Linked DNA regions of Homo sapiens: region 2 is linked to region 1. A link is a contact called in ENCODE Hi-C or POLR2A ChIA-PET data. All regions are on one chromosome and are shown on one strand. Each heading gives the region's core, a stretch centred on a gene start or an enhancer-like site at or near the end of the contact. The rest is flanking DNA. Distances are from core to core; before and after follow the strand shown.

Region 1 (3,479 bases), core at 1-2,500:
ATTAGTCCAGCATGGTGGTGCGCACCTGCAGTCCCAGCTACTCGGGAGGCTGAGGCAGGAGAATTGCTTGAACCCGGGAGGCGGAGATTGCAGCGAGCCAAGATTGCGCCACTGCACTCCAGCTTGGGCGACAGAGCGAGACTTCATCTCAAAAAAAAAAAAAAAAAAAAAGAAAAAAAAAGACGCACTGCAGTCAGAGTGTAGGCCAGTCTGGTATAACGATTTGAGCATGGGTCTTGGCGCCAGATCCTGGCTCTGGTCTCTGAGCCTCAGTTTGCTCATCTGCCAAATGGGGATAATAACAGTAGCTCGTGGGGTAGAGAAGGCTTGTAATGTAGAAGTTAAGTGTGTGCACAGGTCCAGTTGCCCTGCTTTGAGACCTGGCTCCCTCATTTTCTAGCCCTGTGACCTTGAGCAGATTACTTCACTCTATGTGCCTTGGTTTCTCCAGCTGTAAAAAGGGAGAAATAATAGTACTCCCCTCATAGGCGTGGATAGTCATAGACGTGAAATGCTTAAAACAGTGCCTGGCACATAGTAACTGCTACATATGTGTACCCAACTGATACCATCCCATGGGGCTGTTGTGAGGATTAAATTAGAATATAAATAAAACGTGTCCAGCCTAGGGCCTGGTATACGGTAAGAACTCAATTCAGAGGAGCTGTTATTTAATATGACTTTGGCTCAAATTCAGCATGTTACATATGTGCTCCTAGGGTGGGAGGAGGGAAAAAAACCTGGGCAGAAATTCTAGGCCTTGCAATCTCACTCTGCGATCTCCTGTGAAAGGGGCCGCAGCAGCTTCTGCATTTGGGTGGGTGCGCCACGGTGCAGTTCTGGGTGTGTCCTGCTGCCTGACTCAGACACAAGTGCCCTCTCCCACCTGTCCCCCACCCATCTCCCACAGCACCCTGTGCCTGCCCATCCATGTGGTGATTAGGCCTGACCCCGAAAGCAGCAAGATTCTATCACTGCCCCAGGGCCAGGGGTGGCAGGAGGGGTTATAATTATGGGTTTCATCGAAATTGTGGAAATGGCAAACGCTGCTTTCTGCGGCTCCTCTAAGGGCCCTGCTGGGGCCCTCCCCAAACCCTCCCACCTGGGTGCCCCCAGAAGCCGGCACTCCCAGTCCATGGCAACCTACAGTTACAGACAACTTATTACAAGTGTGCTAAGCGTTTTATGTGAAGAATCTCATTTAATCCTCACAAACGGTATTATTTCCCCCATCTTACAGGTGAGACTCAGGAAGGCAAAGTGACTCACCCTAAAGTATGCGGCCAAGACAGTCTCCAAGGACTTTCTGGCTCTTTGGCCCGTGATCTTAACCTCTACCTGAGTTTGTATCAAATATGGCACCAAAATGTGGTTGTAGTCCTACAGTTAGGGAACTGGGCCCCGAGTTTGGCCATGGCTCTCACCCTGTGCGATCTGGGCAGTCACGTCACCTCTCTGAGCCTAGGTTTCCTCTTGAGTTTAGCATGAGGGCCGGAGGAGGAAACGTGTGTGTCTATTAATGCCTGGGATGGATAAGGCTCCATAAGGGTCAGCTACCATATTCTTTTGCTGTTGTTGGTACTGTTAGGCTTTATTGGTGGAGTGATGAAATCACCGTCTACACAGACACAAACATCAGGGCATTGGGAAACCTCTTCGTACTGGATGTGCCACAGGCGAGATTTGATCATACATTCTCCAATTTCTTCCAGATCCTGAGTCATGAAAAGGTGGGCTGAGTCATGCCTGGGGCTTCCATTTTGCTTATACTGAGCCATTACGTTGTGAAATCTTTAGTAAGTAGCAGGAGCTTTAATGGAAAGCAAATTAAACTCATCCCCCAGTTTGCTGGGGGTGTGGAAGCCCGTCCGGGAAGCTCATAGTGATCATAGCATGGAGCCTGGAGCTCTTGGAAGGAAAGGGGTTTGAGAAGTCCTAGGTCTTCCTCCCCGCCTTTCCTTTTTCTTTTTAATAATGTGTTTTCTTCAGCCTGTGATAAATGACTGGGAGTGGAAGATGCCCAGTAGGGGGAGGGAAAGGGAGGGATGTTGTTTACTTATCTGGGAGCACATCGCCAAGACAAAGCTTGGAGTTCTAATACTCTCCAGTGCGTGACCCACTTCCCTCTGTGGCCCAGAGCAAGTATCGCCCTGATTTGCTGGTGACTCTGCAATAATCACCTCCCTCAAACTTCCACACCTCTCCCAGCAAGGCAGGAAGGAAACACCACGCCTGGCCTTGGGCAATCCCAGGGACCAGCCAGGATTCCATTAACCCCAGAAGTGAACCCTGGATTCCATTGGTCAGGCCCCACCCCCCAACTTCGTTGGGCTTCCTTGGGTAATTTATGAGCTTCTCCACTTTGGCTGTTATTATTCGCCTCTTGTTAATGAGCAGGCTTAGGGCATTCAGGATTTCCTTAGTCAGTGATTCCTCCTTCTGGAGTAGTCTGTCTTTGGACTTTTATAGGTCGTTAACAGCCTTGCAAAGTCTGACACTGTACCAGGCAACTGGGTTTCTTTACTGGAAAGGAAAAGGGGGAGGCTGAGGGACGGATGGAAGCTACTTCAGGTCAAGGGGGGCTCTTGCTCACCACAGGACATAAGCTCACCATTTTCTGTCCCAAGGGGACAAACACGACACACGCGGCTACAGGGGACTGAGGAGATTTTGTATCTGCATTCATTTTAAAATGGAGAGACCTGGAAATTGGCCTCCAAAGACAGCAAAGTAATGTTTCATTCACTGCTCTTGGGGGCTTCCTATTTTCTGAGGTAAATGTGTGCAGTTGCTTTCCTGGAAGGCACTTTTTCCTCAGCCTCAAGGCCTCTCCAGCTGAGGTGGCTGAGGGAAGGCCTGGAGTGAGGGGATAAAGTCACGGTTGACAACAACACCCTTCTTTTCATTCCTCAGCACTTGACACACTGGCACGCTTAATAAAACAGGTGGCAGGCATGGTGGGACCAAAGTGCTGATTCAGCCATGCCACTTGCCTTTCATCTTGGGCTTGGACTGTCGAACAGACATGCTTAACAAGAAGAGGTGGAGGAGTTTATCCCCTTAATAAGCCACCCTGAAGTCACTGTGCGGAATCATGTTCATCTCTCAGGATGCTGCGGGGGAATCATTTCTAGTTACAGAGTCTTAATAATTTGCCCAGTGGGCTTAAGAACTATTGATACATTCATTAATAACAACAAAATCTATTGATACATTTTTTGGAAAAAAGCAAGCTTAGGCTGGGCGCGGTGGCTCACGCCTGTAATCCCAGCACTTTGGAAGGCCGAGCCGGGTGAATCATGAGGTCAGGAGTTCGAGATCAGCCTGGCCAACATGGTAAAACCCCGTCTCTACTAGAAATAAAAAAAATTAGCTGGCGTGGTGGTGGGTTCCTGTAATCCCAGCTACTCGGGAGGCTGAGGCAGGAGAATCGCTTGAACCCACGAGGCAGAGGTTGCAGTGAGCTGAGATCGCGCCAC
Region 2 (3,439 bases), core at 161-2,660, 36 kb after region 1:
GATCAGTCAGGCATTTCCCTGCTTTTCCCATGCCTCGTTGGTTGGGAGTTTCCATTAGCTCCGGGCTGGGCAGACAGTGAGGGTGGCCACCCTGGACTTGCTCAGTAAATTCTTCTAAACCCCAGGCCCAGGAAGCAATGAGGAGGGGCCTCTTCTCACCTCTCCTTGAGGCCCCTTGATTTATAGCAACAGAAACTCAGGGTGTGCCTCCCGCTCTCCGCACCCCTAGAACAGGAAAGTTTCTGTCATTTCTCTTTCCTGCGTGACAGCTCCACCTCCCTTCCTCTCAGAGCCCAGCTCCTCACACCTTGGGGCCTGGTGGGATGGGAGACACTGTCCTGGATGAAGCCGCTGGGAGAGCTGCCGCCTCCTGTATGCTGAGGTATGGCCTGGCCTGCTGTTCCCACTGCAGTCTGAGGATATGGGCCCTAGTGGCCTGGCAGCAGGAGGGTACTTCATGCACCTGATTACAGGGGTCTCTGCCCACCCACTAGTCTGCCACTGTGCCACAGTTTTACCACAAACACATTTTTCTGCTGTGATAAAGACTGCACCCCTGCATCAACGGAAAAGCAGTGTGGCTGCGTGGCAAGTGTGTGCCTTTGTGCTCGATAAGGCTGAGTTGAAATCCTGGTTGTCTCACGGACCAGCTGGATGATCTTGGACATTTTCTCGTTCTCTGCAAGACTCAGGTTCCTTTATCTTAACAGACGAAGCAAATGATCCTTACCTTGTAGTGTCCTTGTAAGAAGCACGGCCTAACGAACAGAGAACATTCATATGCATTATCGTAAATGGCAGCTGGCATTGTTCTTAGGTCCCTAACATGGGAGATTCTGCCTGGCCCATGTAGAAAGGGAGGCACTGGGAAACCAGGAGACCAGCCAGTGCCCACTTCATCTCTGGGGCTCTCTCTTCATAGCCTGGACCACCCCATCTTCATACACTCTTTGCTCTAAATTGAACACAACTAGAACTTTTCTGCTTCTATGCCTTTGTTTGTGGTTAAGAGCATGTGCAATAACCAGTGATTCTTCAAAATGTGGTCCCCAGACTACCAGAATCAGCAGCACCAGGGAAATCGCTAGAAATGTACATTCTCAGCCACCCAGAGCCAGTGAATCAGACACTCCAGGGGTGGGGCCCAACAATCTGTGTGTTTTTAAATTAATTTTAAAATAATGGACATATAATAATTGTACATATTTATAGAGTACAGTGTGAGATTTCAGTGCACCTTTACATTGTATAATGACCAAATCAGGATAATTGCCATATTTATCACTTTAAATATTTATCATTTCTTTGGGATGATAACATTAAAAATCTACTCTTCTAGATATCCTGAAGTATACACTACATTGTTCTTTGCTGTAGTCACCCTGCTGTGAAAGCGATCTATGTTTTAACAAGCCTTCCAAGTCATTCTCATGCAGCTAAAGTTTGAGGACATTATTCTGTACCATTGCATCACCCTGAAGGAGCTTGAATCCCCTCTGGGCCACTCACTTACTGGGACCTTGGACAACTCTCAACTTATCTGAGCTTCAGTTTCCTCCACTGTATAATAGGAATAATAATAGTATCTGCCTTGCAGGGTTGTTTCAAGTAACATGGTAATTTATGAAATGTGCTTAGCTAGTGCCTAACGCATGGCCAGTGTTCAATAAAGAGTAGCTATTATTTTTCCATTCTTATTTTTCTGTTAGGTCCCTGCTCCTTCCCCACATTGCTGAGTGAAATAATCCCCAGTGCTGAGTTTCCCCAACTAAAATGTCTGCCTGCTCCAGAAAGCCTTTCCTGATCTCTTTCCTTTGAGCCCTTGTGGCTTGTCTCTTGAGCGAGATAATGCCTTGTATTTGTCCAAGCTTCTCAGCACCAGTACCCGGGTCCTTCCTGCCTCTGTGTGCCCTGCAGCCTTCAACTCCAGTTCCTGGCTTCTGAGCAACTGCTCAAAACTCTACAATAAAATTGGCCTGAAATGCCATTTCCCAGACCAGGTTCTGCCTAAGGGCTTCCTCGCCCTGGCTCTCTCTGTCATAGACCACGCTTTCTCCCAGACTTGAAATGATCTACGCCTTCTGTGCCTTTCACAGTCTTGAGGACAACTTCTTCAGTAGAACTCATGATGGGTTATCTGGAAATTTTATTCGTATCACATTGCAGCTTATCATTGGCATTTCCCATTCATTACACGAATTCTCTTTGAATAAGTACGCACTATGAAAGTATTTTATTGAATCCACTCTGTAGTCTTGAAGATCAGGATGATGGCCTTCATGCTGTGGAAGAGGGAACTAAGGCCCAGGTCAACAGCTTCTACATGGCAACATTTGGAATCGATCCAGCTCCAGAGTTTGTGTCCATTCTGCTGCCCCACACTGCCTAATGGTGGCAGAAGAGGCAGTTTCATGTTTTCAAAGCTAATAACTCTGAATTCCTGGGCGTTGGCCTGCGGCTGCCCATTCACGGACCTTCCTCTGGGATAGCCTAAATTTGACTCTCCTTACTTGCATTCAGTTTCAGGTCTGTGCGGCTGCTAAAGAACGACCCAGTCAACTTGCAGAAATTCTCTTACACTAGTGAGGATGAGGCCTGGAAGACGTACCTAGAAAACCCGTTGACAGCTGCCACAAAGGCCATGATGAGAGTCAATGGAGATGATGACAGTGTTGCGGCCTTGAGCTTCCTCTATGATTACTACATGGTACGTCTACCCCCTCTGGACATGCCCCGTTTTGACTGAATGGGTGTCTTCACTTCAGGCCTCATGGCTCAGCAGCCCACCATGACCACCCCAGCCCCTCATCTCTGGGCCTTTGCACAATGCTGTTCCCTCTGCCTGGCACCCTCCCTTTCCCATGGCTAACCCCTACTCTCAACTTGGGGTCTCAGCTTAAATGTCACTTCATTCATTCACTGGAGAGGAGGCTTTCTTGTCTGGGTGCCCTCAGCAACCACCATCGTCGTCCTTGATGCCATCAAGAATGCTTAGAGGCTTGCTGTTTACACATTTATTTCTTCCATCTTCTGCACGAGACTAAGCTCCTAGAGGATCATTACTGAGTCTTCAGCACACCATACAGCCTGCCACACAGTCTGTGACACGTGTTGACCAAGTGGACAGTGCCTGACCCACTCGTTGCCTGGTCCAAGCACATTCTGTGACAGCAACACTCTCATACCCCACCATCTTCTTTTTGCCCCTGTCCTCGGATCTTACGTTTCCCTGTCATCCCAACCTACCTGGTACAGCCCCACCACCTGGAGTATACCTCCTACTCTTTAACCCATTCCCTTCCTTCGGGGCCTTCCCAAGGCCCACCTTCTCTTAGAAGCCATCTGCCACCTCATCTCCCTCTCCTGAGGGTCTTACTGTCTTTCCTACTCCAGCTGCCATTATGTCTTTTACTGTTCTCTAACTACTTCTAGGGTCTTG

The links. Hi-C counts contacts between places; a loop is a spot of excess contacts on that map. ChIA-PET counts read pairs that join two places held with the same protein, here RNA polymerase II (POLR2A). Pooled maps may share reads with other maps.
Region 2: a map of CD8-positive, alpha-beta T cell shows a loop between it and region 1 (9-fold over the local background). The contact joins two enhancer-like sites. A Hi-C loop is called at or near these places in 3 of 168 maps with a recorded cell type or tissue (CD8-positive, alpha-beta T cell, MCF 10A and PC-9) and 2 of 50 pooled maps. POLR2A ChIA-PET finds 5 or more read pairs at or near these places in 7 of 52 experiments (AG04450, HCT116, HEK293 and 4 more).

The regions. Positions count from the first base shown.
Region 1 is chr1:24,292,806-24,296,284 of GRCh38, forward strand. No RefSeq gene overlaps it. Among named protein-coding and RNA genes, the nearest start is that of GRHL3, 25 kb to the right of the region's middle. Within about 2 kb of position 1,251, at least 17 of the 41 ENCODE cell types and tissues checked have a DNase peak (open chromatin) inside an H3K27ac peak, as active enhancers do.
Region 2 is chr1:24,328,906-24,332,344 of GRCh38, forward strand. It overlaps GRHL3 (grainyhead like transcription factor 3), which reads left to right. Exons shown (of 16, transcript NM_198173.3): 2 at 2,521-2,707. Among named protein-coding and RNA genes, the nearest start is that of GRHL3-AS1, 8.6 kb to the left of the region's middle. Within about 2 kb of position 1,411, at least 2 of the 41 ENCODE cell types and tissues checked have a DNase peak (open chromatin) inside an H3K27ac peak, as active enhancers do.